Regions from separate parts of the Homo sapiens genome. Here region 1 is linked to region 2. The links are chromatin loops, found by intact Hi-C in ENCODE. Cell type or tissue: heart left ventricle. All regions are shown on one strand. Each heading gives the region's core, and the rest is flanking DNA. Links, peaks and the distances in the headings are about the cores only.

The links. A loop is a pair of places that touch in the nucleus more often than their neighbours do. Peaks named below come from ENCODE experiments on the same cell type or tissue, not always from the same donor. Only the 100,000 strongest peaks of a DNase experiment are listed, where the experiment ranks them.
Region 1: a loop joins it to region 2, with 3 times the contacts of the local background. A loop is called at or near these places in 19 of 110 quality-filtered maps.

The regions. Positions count from the first base shown.
Region 1 is chr6:119,092,970-119,102,203 of GRCh38, forward strand. It overlaps a transcript of FAM184A not described here. Among named protein-coding and RNA genes, the nearest start is that of FAM184A, 19 kb to the left of the region's middle. In heart left ventricle, for the core only: no CTCF peak of the experiment used is centred there; a DNase peak (open chromatin) is centred at 3,892; H3K27ac peaks cover 1,024 bases.
Region 2 is chr6:118,974,017-118,983,402 of GRCh38, forward strand. FAM184A (family with sequence similarity 184 member A) reads right to left here. Exons shown (of 18, transcript NM_024581.6): 10 at 6,122-6,334; 11 at 5,349-5,502; 12 at 1,901-2,028; 13 at 1,008-1,192; 14 at 412-558. All of the region lies in intron 1 of LOC124901389 (a long non-coding RNA gene), which reads left to right. Among named protein-coding and RNA genes, the nearest start is that of MCM9, 44 kb to the left of the region's middle. In heart left ventricle, for the core only: no CTCF peak of the experiment used is centred there; no DNase peak of the experiment used is centred there.

The DNA.
Region 1 (9,234 bases), core at 1-8,000, 120 kb after region 2:
GGTTACCCCTATAGTCTTGCATATTACATGAATTATGTCCATCTGGCCTTCGATGTTTAAGTGCAGCTACCTGGACTCTCAAATAATTGAATTCTTTTTATTCCCATTGACCCTAGAAGGCTCAATTCTGTGGCAGAATTTTATTCTGTGAACCCCAATTCATAGAGGCCACTGCCACTAACCTTTCATAAAATGCTGGTATGTTCCTTCTTACCTTTGTGGAGGGAGTACAGTAGGAAACAGTCAGGCGATTGGTCTCACATAAAAATCTCATTCTCTTATGCCCACTTCCTTGAGCCTTCTGACCTTTTTTTAAATAGACAACTGTGGCATCTCTACATTGTTATCATGTCCAAGTTTCAAGGCACCGTCTTAGCAGTGTGTTGGGACAAACTCCAGGAGTCCTTGATGGGATGTTACCGTGAGTCACGGGAGAATTACACTCTCCTGTATTCAGCCTTATATCTCACTTACCTATCCTATTCAATTTAACACTTTCAGATTTATTCCCATAGATCTTTTCCTCTTTCCTGTCAGAATTTTTCTGTAATTCTTTCAGCAAGTTATTTCTTCCCATAGAAGAAACAGTACCTTCCCTCTTACGGTATGCTAGAACTTGACACATTTTCAAGCTACAGGCAGTTAGAGGAGTCACTGGAGGGATCCCAAGGAGGACGAGTAACATCTTCCAAGACACTCAACTCAGGAAGGTTTTCATCCTCTTCAGGCAAGGGAAGACTGCTGTCCTCCAGCAAGAGGCAGGAGACTGGTTTCTGTAACCTCCCTGATTCAAGAGCACCCAGGATTTAAGGTCCTCATCCATATCCTCACAGAGGCCTTCATCCCAAGTCTGAGTCCCACTGTTTCCCTATCAAAGCTGTGACTTTAGCATAGATCTTTAGCGTAGAAGACCTGTATATTCAGTCTCCTTTGCCATTCTGCCACCCCTAAGATTGAATTTGGAGCTTGAATTTTAGCACAGACTGCCCTTTCATCTTTTTTTCCTTCCTTCCTTCCTCCCTCCCTCCCTCCCCTCCCCTCCCTCCCTCTCTCCCTTCTTTCCTTTCTTCCTTCCTTCCTTCCTTCTTTCCTTTCTTTTTCTTTCTCTCTCTCTTTTCTTTTCTTTCTGTTTCAGAGATGGGATCTCACTCTGCTGCCCAGGCACAATCATAGCTCACTGCAGCCTTAAACTCCTGAGCTCAAGCGATCCTTCTGCCACAGCCTCTCGAGTAGCTGGGATTACAGGAGCAAGCCACTGTGCCTGGCCCGACTGCCGTTTTGCTACACAGTCCCTTTACTTGCTGTCATGGAAGACTTCTGACTTTCACAGAATGTCTTGACCTGATAGTTGGCTGACCTGAACTCGTCTTTTTCTTTGAGGCAGTCTTCAAAACTCTTATGGCATTTCACAAAAGCCAGTCAATTCCACTACTGTTATAATTACCATTGCCCCCTTTCATCCCAGTATTAGATACTATATAAGTGAAGCTTTCCCTTCCACAACATCCTGTCCACCACGGGTGAGAGTTTGATTGTTATGCCAGAGGTTATCAACACCACAATTACTACCAGCAATGGAGCTTTTGTTTTCATCTGACTGGTGAGTAAACCTGTTCCAGAATACCATCCCGAGGGGATGCTTTCTCCAACTACACCAGATATTACTGTCTTAGTTTGGGTCCACCCAAAAGTAGAGCATGAGGTAAGGAATTGAGTTCAGGTAATTTATTTGCAAAATGACTCCAGAAAGTAGGAATGAAGGAGTAAGCTTACTGAGAGAAGGAAGATGGAAAAGTAAAAAAAAAAAAGGAGGGGATGTTATTGAACTAATTACCGCAGTGGGCAATTGGGCTCAAGCCTTCCGAGGATCCTTTGAGGAACCATGTGGAATACACTTGAGAATGGCCCTGCAAAAGAGGGGAGGCTGAACAATTTATCCCCTGGCACCACTGGCTGGGGTTCTAATGGGGGAATATTTCTCCTTTGGGCTTGCCCTGTACACTTATAAGCTCCTAGCATATAAGCTCCCACTGCTTCCTTGGTAAAGGATGTCAGAGAGATGAAGAGGAACTTGTGGTGGGACTCTGTCAGCATGCATAGGAAAGTGCATTACAGCTGCAGCAAAAAAAATCAAAGGTGGGCTGAGTGGATGTAGAGCATCTACTTTATCACAAAAGCCAGTCCCGTACACCCAGCAAATGGTCTCCTTTAATTAAATATTCCCATCTCTTCCTTGCTAAGAACCCTACTTATAAGCCCTATTCATTCTTACCAGGATAACCTTTGTCTCCTCAAAGGCACTGAGAGAAGAAACAATCCATGTGTGTTTTATAAAACGTGCTGAAGTCAGGAAAGATCCTAGTGAGAGGCATTGGTGAGTTCCTGTTAGGTGTTCTTTTTTTACACTTTTTATTAAGTTCCTGGGGGAAGAACTATAAGCAAGTTGTAGTTATCCAATCCCTTGCTCCTGGCTTGAAAATCCAGTGGCCAGAGACAGAATTTAGCTCTACCTTTCATGGCACTCTTTGGGTGGTCTCTCAGAGAGGATATTATAATATCTAGATGAGAAATAATATAGGCTTTTATTTTCTTTCATTATTTATTTATTTTAGAGGTAGGTACTCTGTTGCCCAGGCTACAGTGCAATGGTGTGATCATAGCTCACTGCAGCCTCGAACACTTGGGCTCAAGTGATCCTCCCACCTCAGCCTCCTGTGTAGCTAGGACTACAAGTGCACACCACCACACCTGGCTAATTATTTTTATTTTTATAGAGACAGGGTCTTGCTATGTTGCCCAGGCTGGACTTGAACTCCTGGCTTCAAGTGATCCTTCTGGCTCAACTTCCCAAAGCACTGAGATTAAAGGTGAGAGCCACCATGCCCAGACAGGTTTTTCTATTTTTTTGTGTGTGTGAACTTCCAGTCCATCTTCCATTGCCTTCCAATGGGCGCAATTAGTTGAAGTAGCAAGATGTTGACTCTTGTGGGTTCCTCTTTCACAGTGGGTTCTTTTCTGACTTTGGACTTTGGCAAGATTCTTCTTTGTATTTGAGCCTATCTCATTCCACCTCTCCTCAAAGCAACTCATGTCATTTGAAAAGAATTCTTTAGGCCATCGATTAAAAAAATCACCCCTTTGAGGTGGTGACATTGGGTACCAGGGGAAAAAGGGTACCTACTGTGTATTCTGATAAGTGGCTTGAAAACAGCCTCCTCCTCAGCTTGCTGTCTTTATTGCCTCATCTCTCATGACACTTGTTTTCTTCACTGCTCCTGGCATGTCTTCAGGTTATTGACTTCTGGGATTTGCAGATTTTGTAACGTGGTACTGCTTTGAAAGGAGTACTTTACACTGCTTTGGAAGAACAGAAAGAAAGAAAAGGGGCCGGGCGCGGTGGCTCACGCCTGTAATCCCAGCACTTTGGGAGGCCGAGGCGGGTGGATCATGAGGTCAGGAGATCGAGACCATCCTGGCTAACAAGGTGAAACCCCGTCTCTACTAAAAATACAAAAAATTAGCCGGGCGCGGTGGCGGGCGCCTGTAGTCCCAGCTACTCGGGAGGCTGAGGCAGGAGAATGGCGTGAACCCGGGAGGCGGAGCTTGCAGTGAGCCGAGATTGCGCCACTGCAGTCCGCAGTCCGGCCTGGGCGACAGAGCGAGACTCCATCTCAAAAAAAAAAAAAAAAAAAAAAAAAGAAAGAAAGAAAAGGTTAATGCTAAGGACTGTTATTAGTATTGGTATTGGTCTAGGCTGAGATTCAGTATGGGAGTGATAGCACTCTGGATAAATGCTTGAACACACTTTTGTCTCTCCTACCTCCTGACACCAATTACTTCCCCACCCCCACTCCTCCCGACTTGCTTCTCTCAGGTCCAGGCCTGTCCTTGACGTCAGAAGGCATGGGCTGGTCTCCAGGAAGCCCGTCCAAGCTCAGAACTTAGAGACAAAGCAAAGCATTCTGCACAGTCCTGCTTGACATTTCCTCTCTTTTCTCATTTGAAGATTTTATTGTGTTACCCTGGTGATGAGAAATGTAGTTAAGAAAGAGGAATTCCCAGAGTAGAAAGTATGGGGGCCAGAAGAGGCAATAAGAGTCCAGATTTAGAAAAATCCTATCAGAAGGAATACTGGGGTCAGAACAACGATGACATTCCCTTCCACCCTTCCCATCTCGCAGTTCATGCAGTTCTCTCTCACCTCTGCCTCATGACTGGTTGTATTCACACTTAAAAAGGAATACTTCCTTTTTCAAAACATGTTTTTTCACTTAAGAAAAAGAGCTCAGCTTTCAGTTCTCCACCTCTTTTCCTCTTCCTCCTTCCTGTCCTACTCTCCAATTTCTTGTGTTCTTTTATAAAAAGAACAATTAAAAGCAAAGACAAACAAAATGTGAACCATCACAAACACATGCTTGTAAAGCAAGTTTTATGCAACAGAATGAATATTCAAAAATGAAAAACAAATGTCTTACTTCAGATTTCACCCAAAAGTGGATTCTGAGACAAGGATTTGGGTACAAGCAGTTTATTTGGGAGGTTGTGATACTATTTTACATATACATTTATATATATATAAGTCTTTTCTACCACGGTCCCTGGCTCATAACTCCCATAGCCCTGGTTACTTGCTAAGTGGCCGAAACAATAATCATATCTTTCGCTCAAGGTTTTGTCCTTTTGTCTTTGGTTCCTGAAGCAGCTTCAGGGTGAAAAAGGTAAAAGGTAGTCTTTTGGTGTAATGTTGCAATACTTTAGGCCTCAGAACTAGACCTTAGGAAACAGAATCTGTCTCTCTCTTTCTCTCTCTCTGACCTGCCTTCCTTTCACCTGCTCCTTTTTCTCCTCGAGGCAGGCCATAGAAACTAAAAATATACTCTAATCTTTCCTCACCTTTCTGTCTTGGAGCTGGCCATAAAGAAATTATCTGACTACATTGTCTGATTGTAGGTCATAATGTTGCTGAACCAAACTGGGGCCCTCTCACCGGATGCAGTAAGGCCGAACAACCACACCGAGGTTTTGCATCAGGAGGAGGGAGGGTGATATGGTTTGGCTGTGTCCACACCCCAGTCTCATCTTGAATTGTAGCTCCCATAATTCCCATGTGTTGTGGGAGGGACCCGGTGAGAGATAATTGAATCATGGGAGTGGTTTCCCCCATACTGTACTCGTGGTAGTGAGTAAGTCTCATGAGATCTGATGGTTTTATAAGGGGAAACCCCTTTTGCTTGGCTCTCATTCTCTCTTGGCTGCCACCAGGTAAGACATGCCTTTCGCCTTCCACCATGATTGTGAGGCCTTCCCAGCCACGTGGAACTGTGAGTCCATTAAACCTCTTTTTCTTTATAAATTAGTCTCGAGTATGTCTTTATCAGTGGTGTGAAACAGACTAATACAGAGGGGATTTATTTGCAGAATGCCAAGTAAAGAAAATCAGGCAGCTCACGCTTAAGACCCAACCTCCCTGTGTCTTACAAGCAAGACTTTTTAAAGGCAGGAGTAAATTTCAGCAAAGCAGAAATTACAGGCAAAATCATAAATGTATGAAGGCTATACGTTGGTTTGGCTTAAAATGGTGAGATATCTTGAAGTAGCGTGTTATGGGTCATAGGTAGATTCAAAATTTTTTTATTTGGAATTGGTTGAGGAAGGGAAGCTTTCTTTAAAATTTTGAGTTCAGCAGACAGAAATGATAGGTCTGGCCCATGGGCATGACTTCCTCCAGGTCCCTCAGGAAGAAATTTAGAACAAAGAACCGTGGTCAGAGTTCAGTCCTCAATTCTTATGTGAGGTCTACGTGCCGGTGGACCCATTTAGTAGGGGTCTGAGTTTCTGAAAAACAACTCAGGTACATGTGTTAAGATGTTATCTTTAGGCTGGGCGTGGCGGCACTTTGGGAGGCCGATGCGGGTGGATCACCTGAAGTCAAGAGTGGGAGACCGGCCTGACCAATATGATGAAACCCCATCTCTACTAAAAATACAAAATTAGTTGGGATGTGGTGGCGCATGCCTATAATCCCAGCTACTTGGGAGGCCGAGGCAGGAGAATCGCTTGAACCTGGGAGGTGGAGGTTGCAGTGAGCCGAGATCATGCCATTGCACTCCAGCCTAGGCAACAAGAGCAAAACTCCGTATCAAGAAAACAAAACAAAATAAAACAAAACAAAAAAGCTTCCCGGAGGGGCGCACACCTGAAGAGGGCATGGAAGCTCCACACCCCTTCCCATACCTCACCCTATGCATCTCTTCATCGTATCCTTCGCAATCTCCTTTGTAACAAGCCAGTGTTTCCCTGAATCCTCATCTTTAGCTTCTGCAGGGAACCAAACTTCTCATGACTGTAACTTTCTTGCCAATTGTTTTAAGCTACTATTACTGTCCTGCTTGTTAAGTTGCTCATTTACTTCTCAGGGCTAGCTAGGTGCCTGGAATTTCCCCTGAAGAAACTAAAGATTTTCCTTTATTTCATGCTTGGGGGAAGAGCTTCCAGTAGACCCCTAAGAGGAGTCCCTGCTCCATCTCAATAAGACCCCCATTTCAAAAGGGGTCCTGCTCCGTATCCTGGAAGAAGGAAAATTGCACCGACAGGCCAAGAAGAATCTGGACAGACAGGCCTTGCTGGGTTTCTCCACCCAATCTATTAGTATGGGATCATACACTTTTTGCCCAATCACATTTCTCACAGTTGCTAACATTCCTATCTATCGAAGTCTCCGTAAAAGGCGCAAGAGGACAGGTTATGGGGAGCTTTCAGATAGCTTAATACATGGAGCTTCCTGGAGGGGGGCGCACCTGAAGAGGGCATGGAAACTCCACACCCCTTCCCATACCTCACCCTATGCATCTCTTCATCGTATCCTTTGCAGTCTCCTTTGTAACAAGCCAGTGTTTCCTTGAATCCTGTGAGCGACTCTAGCAAATTAATGGAACCCAGAACCAGGATTTGGGATCTCCAGTTTATAGCTAGTCAGTCAGAAGCACTGGTGAAAGAACCTGGGCTTGAGATGGGCATCAAAAGGTGAGAAGTCTTGGGGACTGAGCCCTCAACCTGTGGGATCTGATACTATCTCCAGGTAGGTGGTGTCAGAATTATATTGGAGGACACCCAGCTGGTATTCACTGCAGAAGTGATTGCTTGCTGGCTGGTGGGGAGAAATTCCCACACGTCTGGTGTGAGAGTATGGTGGGAGAAACTGAGTTTATTTTTTTTCTACACAGAGGTGATCCCAGGAACTATGGTGAGGGAGAAATGAAATGGTACAGGAAATGGAAGGAGACAGGGAAAAGATCAATGCATTATCTTTGCATTGTACAATGCAATGTACAGGTTACTGCCATGAGTAATTGGGGCTCACTATCACTATGGACACTCTGAGACACATTGTAAAGCACATCTGAAATTGTTCCAAGAGACAAGGAAGCAAGGGTTTTTATCCATCAATGTCTGCCCATTACTGGTTGAAGTTTGCTCCCCAGGAAATTAACTCCCTGAGAGCTCTCAGGCAGAGGGATGCTTAAGGTGAAAAGTCATTGTCTACCTAAATACAGTTGACCTCCAGCGTGGGCCGGAGGGATATGGGCTGGACACTGACATTAGCTAGTCAAACATTTTTGTCTGAATAAAGCCAATAGCTAGTTTAGTTTTTACCTCTCTGTACTGACCCATTGGTTTAGTTTTCTTGAACATTAAAAATACTCTAGGCTGGATGCAGTGGCTCATGCTTGTAATCCCAGCACTTTGGGAGGCCGAGGTGGGCAGATGACTTGAGGTCAGGAGTTCAAGACCAGCCTGGCCAATATGTCGAAACCTCGTCTCTACTAAAAAAATACAAAAATTAGCCAGGTGTGGCAGCGGGCGCCTATAGTCCCAGCTACTTGGGAGGCTGAGGCAGGAGAATCGCTTAAACGCGGAAGGGGGCAGTTGCAGTGAGCTGAGATCACGCCACTGCACTCCAGCCTGGGCAACAGAGCAAGACTGTCTCAGAAAAACCCCAAAAAACAAAACAAAAAAACTTCTCTATATCCTCATGTTTTTATAGGCTCTATGAAAATAGTAATCCCCCATAATGTCTCACATTTCTCACAATGCACTTTCTTTTTTTTTTTTTGTAGATGGAGTTTCACTCTTGTTGCCCAGGCTGGAGTTTAATGGCATGATCTCGGCTCACTGCACCCTCCACCTCCTGGGTTCAAGCAATTCTCCTGCCTCAGCCTCCCGAGTAGCTGGGATTACAGGCATGCACCACCACGCCTGGCTAATTTTTTTTGTATTTTTTTAGTAGAGACGGGGTTTCTCCACGTTGGTCAGAATGGTCTTGAACTCCCAACCTCCGGTGATCCGCCCGCCTCGGCCTCCCAAAGTGCTGGGATTACAGGCGTGAACCACTGCGCCCAGCCACAATGCACTTTCATATCAATTATCTCATTTAATCTCAAAACAGTCCTTGAGATAAATATTATGAGCCTTACTTTACTATAGGATAACAGTGACCAAGATAAGTTAAATATTCCCCTGTAAGGCCATAAATCAAGCAAGTTGCTAATGTTCAAACTTCACTCTTTTGATTCTAATTTTGGTACTTTTCCCACCATACCCACATTTGTCTTCTATAATCGCGCAAATTTCTTGAGTGTGGGCATGGGATGTAACATACTAATAATGCTTAAATTATATGTACAAATCATGTTAACATTCTTCATATGAATCTTTTGTATTCATATCCCTTGCTGGTACAAGTGGGATACATAGTAGGAGACAACCACCATAAAGACACACAAAAAATTAAAGAATAAAGGATAGGCTGGGTGCGGTGACTCACGCCTGTAATCCCAGCACTTTGGGAGGCTGAGGTGGGCACATCACCCGAGGTCAGGAGTTCAAGACCAGCCTGGACAACATGATGAAACCCTGTCTGTACTAAAAATACAAAAATTAGCTGGGCTTGGTGGCGTGTGCCTGTAATCCCAGCTACTCAGGAGGCTGAGGTAGGAGAATCGCTTGAACCTGGGAGGCAGAGGTTGCAGTGAGCCGAGATCATACCACTGCACTCCAGCCTGGGCAACACAGTGAGACTTCATCTCAAAAAAATAAAAATAAAAATAAATAAAGTATATAAATGCATCATAAATAGAGTAATGCTAGGAAGAAACTGAATAATATTCTATCATGGAAAAGGAGTAGTTAGGGCAGGGCACAGGAAACAGCAGATTGTTTTCCATCCCTCATCAG
Region 2 (9,386 bases), core at 400-8,399:
TTTGGTATTTGTTAAGATATTTTGATATTTTGGTAAAATATACATTATTAGTGTGTATATAGGATCATAGTATTCCTATTGTTCACTATATATTCTTTTTACTTAACATTATATATAGCCATATTTTCAGTTTTCACCATGGCATGATAGTTCATGATCCTAAGGAACATTCTTTAGATTACTGTTCTAGCAGAACTGGTGCAGTCTTAGTTGATAAAACATCATCATTCAACTGCCTCATCCTAATTAAAGAACATATAGCACTGCAATTACCATCTGTAACACAGCACTAAAATTTTCTTTTTAAAGTATCCTTTTTATTAGAGTCAAAATAACAGCTAATCTGAGGTTAAACACAGTGCTCCTAAATTTATTATCCACATATGAATTTTCTTATATAATATGACTTACGACACTTGTAAAGCGGCATTTATTTCCTTGAGTAGCTCGTTAGTCTTATTAAAATCTGCCCGCATGATATTTTTCTCTCTGAGGTGGTCTGCTGTCATGACATCCAACTCTTTTTCAAGTCTCTTGTTTAAATCTTGTTCATGCAACCTGTTTGATTTATTTTTAGTTAAGAAAATGTTATTCTGAAGTCAAGCTTTCAAAACTTTCTATTATTCTACCAGATTTGAAATGGTTTTTGGTATAATATATAGAAAATTTATGTAAACAGCCTAAATTAAGCTACTTACTTTCTGCTATAAGCTTCTGGCTTTGTTAAAGTTGTCTCCTTTAATGCTTTTTCAAATAACATTTTAAAAAGAATTCAGTTAATTATATACAATTTCCAAAGTGAATGAATACATGTTACATCATTCAAGATATAAACATTTCATCTGTGTTCTAGATTATAACATAGTCATCAAATAAAGTAAAAAGAGGTCTTCAATATTTTACTAGAGAGCCAGTCTAGTCACAAAATTAGCATAGATTACTAAATATCAGCACAACAGTTTTTCAGATGACACTGCATATTCCTTCTGTTGTACTTAATGGCATACCTTATCTGTTGGTTAGATTCACTTCGTATTCTGAGAATTTCTTTCCCCTTAAATTCCAGTTCTTTGGTTAGGGCACTTATATTCTCATGAAGGTGCTGAACCTCCTTATCCAATTCAGAGATGTGATGCTCTCTGTGTCTTAATTCCTCTTGTAGATCTGTAATTCTACATATGTGCTCCTTACTCTGTTAAAAAAAAAAAGTCATTTTTAGAAGTTTTCTACATATTTGATTTCTGTGTTTATCTGCGGGAAAGAAAATGACACACTGGAATGTCAAATGTAATCATTCTGACATTGCTTCTTCAAAAGCAAACTGCTGAAATGAGAAAACCTCAAGGCCTGTTCTCTTTCCACACATATAGTGTGTATATGGATATAGCTTCAATAATGTCAGATTACAAAGAACCCAAAAGGTCAAAGGACATCTCTCTCATTTTACAGATGAGGAAACCAATACCCAAAGATGATTTATAATCAGTGGATTAGTTGAGATTAGAACACAGTGCTCTTACATCCTCAGTAAGTTTTACATGATTTTGAAGAATAATTGTGGCACCACTGCCTATAATCTAAAGAGAAAGTGCATCTAAGGAGGCCCTCCTAAAACACACACATCACATGGCTTACAAAGCAGACTTAGTTTAGTGCTGCTCTAGCAGTTATCTGACAGTTAAGCTCCCTTCTGTGATTGTGCCACTCCACTCCAGCCTCAGTGACAAAGCGAGACCCTGTCTCAAATAAATAAATAACTGAATCAAATAAAGCTCTTCAATATAAATAGAATGTGATAACTAGTGAAAATAAGTTATTACAAAATAATTTTCAGGAAATTATGAACATTCAATCTATTCAAATTTAAGAAATCATCAGAGTACAGAATACTCTTACTTACCTGTCTTCTGCTGATGTCTATGCTTCTCTCTAATTCCATTTTAGCAGCTGCCAATTCTTGATGATGATTATGCCGTAACAAATCAATTGCAGCTGCATGTTGATGGTTGAGTTCTGAGCGCAAGGAAGCTGGAATTGCAAGGCAAAAATACATTTGGCACATTTAAAAAATATTATCAATACTTTAGATAAAAATTATAGAAGTAAAAAATTATTTCAAAAATTAGAACACTTGTGTATGTCCATTAAATTAATAGATTATAAACTATGACAAATTTAAATATTACAGACTACAATATACTATCATGAATTTAAAGTTAATGTAGCTTTGATGAGGATATAAAATATTTCAAATGTTTAAGCGGATCAAGGTATTTTTATACATGCTTTCAGTATGCAGGTAAAGTGCTAATGGAGATGAAGTATTTTTAATTCGTCTCTTTCACTATTAGGATAATAAAATTTGGTCAAGCACGGGGGCTCATGCCTATAATCCCAGCACTTTGGGAGGCCGAGGTGGGTGGATCACCTGAGGTCAGGAGTTCGAGACCAGCCTGATCAACATGGTGAAACCCCGTCTCTACTAAAAATACAAAAAATTAGCCAGGCATGGTGGTAGGTTCCTGTAATCTTAGCTACTCAGAAGACTGACACAGGAGAATTGCGTGAACCTGGGAGGCAGAGGTTGCAATGAGCCGAGATCACGCCATTGCACTCCAGCCTGGGCAACAGAGTGAGACTCCATCTCAAAAAAAAAAAAAAGAATGAAATTTTAGAGTTTAATGGTACCATAACAAATATTTAGGAGGCAACTTCTCACCCAAATAAGAATTCTTCAAAAATATCCCTAAAGGAGCCTGGCTGGTCAATGTTCTCATGATATTGAAAAATGTTCAATATCATGAGCCACTAGGAAAATGCAAATTAAAACCAGAATGAGTTATCACACATTCCTATCAGAAAGGATGAAATATAATGACAACATCAAATGTTGGTGAGGATGTGAGCAAAATTTATATGATGCTAGTAGGGATGGAAAATGGTACAATCACTCTAGAAAATGTTTGGCAGTTTGTTACAAAACTACATATGCAGCTGCCATATGACCCAGCAACCGCACTCCTAGGCACTTATCCCAGAGAAATGAAACTTATGTTTATATGAAATTTGTACGTGAATGTTTATAGCAGCTTTATTTGTAACAGCTAAGAACTAAAAGCTCAGGTGATCTTTAACGGGCAAAGGACAACAAACTACGGTGGATCAAAACCACTGAATACTACTTGGCAATAAAAAGAAACAAACTGTTGATACACACAATAACCTAGATGACTTCAGATAATTATGCCGAGTGAAAAAAGGCCAACCTCTACATGTTAAATATTGTTGGGTGTGGTGGTTCACACCTGTAATCCCAGCACTTTGGGAGGCCGAGACCCGTAGATCACTTGAGGCCTGGAGTTTGAGACCAGCTTGGGCAACATGGTGAAACCCTGCCTACAAAAATTACAAAAATTAGCTGGGTGTGGCAGCACACACTTATAGTCCCAGCTACTTAGGAGGCTGAGGCAGGAGGATTGCTTGAACCCGGGAGGTGGAGGTTGCAGTGAGCTGATAGCACACCACTGCATTCTTAACCTGGGCAACAGAGTGAGACCCTATCCCTTCTCCCCAAAAAGGTTAAATATTGTATGATTTCATTTATAAAATTAGAGCATTCTTAACCTGACAAAATCATAGAAATGAACAGGGTAATGGTTGCCAGGTGTTATAGGAGGGGAGGACTGGGAATATAGGTGTGGCAATAAATGAACAACATGAGTCATCTTCATGGTAATGGGAATGTTCTGAATCTTGACAGAATCTTCGTCATTGTACTGGTTGTGATACTGTACCATAGTTCTGCAAGATGTTACCACTGGAGGAACTAGTTAAAGAGATCTCTGTAGTATTTCTTAAAACTGCATGTGAATCTACAATTATTTCAAAATAAAAGTTTTTTTAAAGACCCAAAACTCTTTTTGTCAACAAAGACATATTTTATTTATTTATTTATTTATTTTTTGAGACAGAGTTTTGCTCTTGTTGCCCAGGCTGGAATGCAATGGTGTGATCTTGGCTCACTGCAAACTCGACCTTCCAGATTCAAGCGATTCTCCCGCCTCAGCCTCCCAAGTAGCTAGGATTACAGGCATGCGCCACCACGCCTGGCTAATTCTGTATTTTTAGTAGAGATGCAGTTTCACCATGTTGGTCAGGCTGATCTCAAAATCCCGCCCTCAGGTGATCCACCTGCCTCAGCCTCCCAAAGTACTGGGATTAGAGGTGTGAGCCACCACACCCGGCCAACAAAGACATATTTGAATCATGTTTAGTGGAGCATGTTTCAATGGACTAAACAACAATAGTTCCAACACTGGGACTGTTTTTGCCTGCCCTGACAAAGCTGTGGAATGTGTATTCCCTTTTGGCCACATTTCTATAAAGGCGACCTCTACATTTCACTACAATTCCTGTGCAAAGACAGGGCAGTAGTTCATTTTTTAATTCTCCTTGCTCAGCAATCTCTAGCACATGAAAAGGCTTTTCACAAATCTTTGACAAATGTCTAAATTTAATCTGATTTTCATGCTAGCAGTCATAGTGGGTTTTAAAGGAGGAAGAGGAGAGCTTTAACGACTTGGTCTGGGACTCCCAGCAACATTATCGATGAGAAACAGGGTCAGACGGCTTTCCCTTTGAGGCCCAAAATATTGATAACACTTCAGTCTTCTTTGCTCCAAATTCCTACTTGGAAAGAGTGTGCCACTGAAGTATGACAACATGTTAAAAATATTAGCATAATTTGGAATAAAGCCAAACAGAAGGAAAATGAGATGGTAAGAATAAAAAGTTATTGAATGACATAAAAAACAAAACCCAAAACAAATCTTTAAATACATATCCAGTTTTTCTTCAAAACTCAACCTACCTCCTTATAAAAAGTAATGATGTGAACACCTCATAGGTAGAAATCTCAAAGAAATATATACCTCAACAGAAGAGTCAGACCTAATACTGACTTTTCCCATTAAAACAAAATCTTGAAGTGTAAAAAACCATATGACCATGCAGTCTAAGGACATGTGGCTCCATGTCCTTTCTACTGAGCAGTGATTGATTTCTGGGACACCTCAATGTCCTGAGTCCACTTAGTCCAAAAAGGACAGATTAGAGTACCAGTGGTGTTGCTTGCATAGCTGGAGTACAGAGAGAGCTGAGGGGAATTCACTTTACTGTTTGTGTCCTGCCTATTCATGTGGTAACTTCAAATAAAATATGCAGTACACTTAGATATTCATTTTGACGTTTCAAAATTTTAAAATAAAACTTGGTGATTTTATGTTGAATTTAAAAAATGTTAAAAATGTACATATGAATATGACAAGATTGTAATCTTTTCAAAATACCAAGCATAGCCTTTCCTTCATCTTCTAATTCAAACCGAAGAGTCTGAAGTTCCTGTTCCATTTCTATCCGGAAGCCCTCCATTGACTCTCTGTGTGCATCTTTTAGTGATTGAAGCTCTGCAGAATGCTTCTGTTGTAAATGATTTTCAAGAGCCTAGAACAAGACAAATTCAAATTATTATGCTAGAATATAGGAAGGAAAATGCAAACAAAATAGAAAACAGTTACTAAAACTCAGTTATTATTTAAGAAATACAAAATGTTTTAGGTTCATTTTCAAGAAAACTAGACATAAGATAATCAACATTAGAAAAAATAATTAGGGTCATTTCAGTAGAATAAAGAAATCATCATGAAACCAATTTGATTCAATGTATTTTGTCTATATATTGAACAGGCTGGGCACAGTGGCTCACCCTTGTAATCCCAGCAGTTTGGGAGGACAAGGTGGAAGGATTGCTTGAGCCCCAGAATTCAAGACCAGCCTGGGCAACATAGCGAGACCCTGTTTCTACAAAAAAAAAAAAATTAAAAAATTAGCCAGGCATGGTGGTGTGCGCCTATAGTCCCAGCTATTCAGGAGGCTGAGGTGGAAAAATCACGAGTCTAGGAAGTCGAGACTGCAGTGAGCCATGATTGTGCTGCTGCACCTCAGCCTGGGTGACAGAGTGAGACCCTGTCTCAAAAAATAGAAAAAAAAATTTTTTTAATTTGAAGACTAATTATTATTAGGCAGTTGGGTTACATTTGAACGTATGTCACATAAAACTTACTCTTTGCTCCTTTTCCTTTTCCTCTTCCATAGTTTGAAATGCAAGGACATGTGCTTCTTTTAATGATTTGTGTCTTTGCTGATGTTGCTCCTCTAATTCTTCAAGCTCTTGCGTAAGCCGCTGTCGTTCTTGCGTAAACTGGGCTTGCAGTTGTTGCAAAGAAGTCTGAGACTGGGAAAGCTGTATCTCCAGATTCTGTTTCAGCAAGGAAATCTATGCCCCAGAATGGTACACAATGAAGAATAAATACAAGGCATAGTTCACAAACTACCCAGCAAAGGGGGAAAAGCATTTCAAAGATATTAATGATAGTAAAATAACTGCCTTAATGTTTCCATTTAAAATATTCTAAAATATATCATAAAAATAACCATTTAATATCACCATTTAAAATTCCACTTTCTGTAATTATTCTGAAAATAGTTTAGTTATATTGTTTATAGACTGTCTAAAGAACACTGCAGCCCACATTTAGAATACAATGAATATCTGTCTTAAGTTTCAATAAAAATTCATAATATGAAATAAAAACAGAAGACAACTAACATATTCATTAGGTTATAGTCACTTTGAGGAAAGAGTATGTTAAACCACTTATTTGTAAAGTAGTAAAGTGAAATAGGAGTGTGAGCTCTGAGTTAAAATCCTAGCTCTGTCACTTGTTAGTATCAACACCTCACCAGGCTATGTTACTACATATAGCTCACTTTGAACAGACTCTGGCATGTACTAAGCATTCAACAAATATTAGCTAAGATTATTTGAGAATTAAAAACCTACTGTTTAAAAGATACATCAGTTTATAATTTAGAATCATCATGTAAATTTTTATTTTTCATTTAACTCAAAGTTATTGAAAACCTTTAAGTTTCTAAAATGTCTCAAACGTCCCACAATCTTTTATTCAGCCATTATAATAATGTCAGGTGCTTTTCTTTCACTATGGAAAACTGATTTGTCACTCCTTTTGAAAACAGACATCAGCCTCAGTATGTCTGTATCACTTCTAGATGTCTTAATATACTTAAAATTAAGTATTTTGGGAAGAATAAAAACATAAAACAGGTATATGTATGTATTATATACGTTCATATATGCATTTGATAAAACCATTTAATTGACCTATTTCTATTCTCATACACAGGATATTGTAACTTGAAACTACGTATCTGTATTCTAAAAGAAGTCTAAATCTAAGAGGAACTTAGGAGAACCAGATACAAAGTTGTAAAATGTGTTCCATAAGCAACTTAAAACACTCTATGCTTTTATATACTGGTAAAACAGTTTCTGCGGCCAAAAAAGCCAATGAAAAGAGGAAACTTTAAAGTGAGTTTTTGTAAATGGGAAAATACTCTCTTTTAATTGATGGAAGGCAGACATAAGTTGCCTCACATGCGTCACAAAGAAAGGTACCTGGGAAAGAAAGAGAAAAGGCGGGGAATCACTAGACATGCAAGAGAAGAACGGAGGAAAGAATCATTAATTGGAAAAAGAAAAGGTCGAAAGCAAGCCACCATATCCCTTTAAAAAGCAGCAGGAACAGTCACAGACTGTAGTGAGCTTAGGGTGATGATTAGCCTTCCAGAAGGGTTCTGGACAAAGTTATCAATCAGAGTTAGTTATAAAGGTTAGCATATGGCTTTATGGAAACAGTCAAGCACTGGTGAGAAATCGTATGAACAATCTAGGTGTAATCTGTTTTAATGTATTTCCGAATAAGTGACTCCACCTGTTCAAACTTTATGAATTCTGCTTATTAATTTCTACAAAAACCTAAGGTTTCAGAGGTTATTTTAAAGTTTTGGAGCCAAGGTGGAACTGCAACCCTCTGATACCAAATATCACAACTCCTTATACCTCTAAATGGCAGCAGCACCCACGACTTACAGACTGAAATAAATCCTGCAAATGTGAGAATGTGATATGCGCATAAGAATCTCACAGCCACAGCTAAGGCCATACTTGTGGAATATGATAAATTATACCACATGACTTCTCACCATTTTATGCAATGAAAATCAGGATAAAACGAATATTGAAGACAGCCTAGAAAGAAAAAATAAACCACAAAAGGGTAACAAGAACAAAAATAGACATTTGTGAACACTGATTTGTAACCGGTAGAGCCGTTCTCTTCCCAGCAAGTTGGTTCTTGAAATAGAGAAAGCACCTACCCCCTCTCTTTGGAAGTTCAACCCTAGTCCCAGCCTAAGCATGGGGACCCATGGGACTGCCTTTTTTGTTTCTGAGGATAACTTGTTGAAATGTATACGGGAAAGCTGGAAAGGGTGTGTCACATGCAGAATAACAATATTCTCAAAGCTATTACTTGGCACCTGACCAAGTGGGGATTAAAGTCTACCCAGCATTCTGCTCACCAAGCTGTCTGCCCTGGTACAGATCTGTGTCCATCCAAAAAGAATGGACATGTTTTTCTGCTTTGCACAAAGGTGCCATATAGGCTAGCAGTGGCCCTGGATCCCATCCTCAAATTTAGTGTGTACTTCAATTAGTAGGAAACCAATCAGCTCACAGTGGTGTTTCTTATTTTCTGCAATACCTACTTCAAAATTTGCTGAATCGACAGACCTCTCATACGTTAATTTGACTCACGTTTGACCTATTAACAGATGAAACTTATGAAGAAATGCAATATTTAAAGTGAATGACTGGAAGTACCACAGTGCATAATAGTTACATATTTAAAATCTACAGAGTTTTAAATTTCTCCAGCTAAAATAAAATACACTTAAATATTTTACATTGTAATATACTTTACCTTGAAAGAACTCCAAAATAGTACTTTCCATCTTAGGATATGTGATTAATCTTTGTATCTACACTCAAGAAAATAATATAAACTATGTGCAGAAAGATATGATCATGCAATTTAGTGTTCAAACATACTTAGATATTTTGTATTCTTAACTTTGAAAGCACATCAAAATAATATTAAGGCCATCGAAAATCTTTGAATTCATGCTCAAGACAGTAATGTGAATTATATGCAGAAAGCCTTAATCATGCAATGCAATATCAAAATTTATTTTGTTCTTTTTAAAAACAAGTTAGCAGAATTGCAATAAATAGCTTTTATTCAGCATGAAAAGTACATGGCACTTTAAAAGACAATGAGCAAAGTAATGTAAAGTGAATTAATTTTTATAGCTATAATTTAAACAGCTGAGTTTAATATAATCAATAGAAATACATATTAATGTAAAACTTTAACTCAAAAGATAAAAAACCTCTGCTTTAAAAG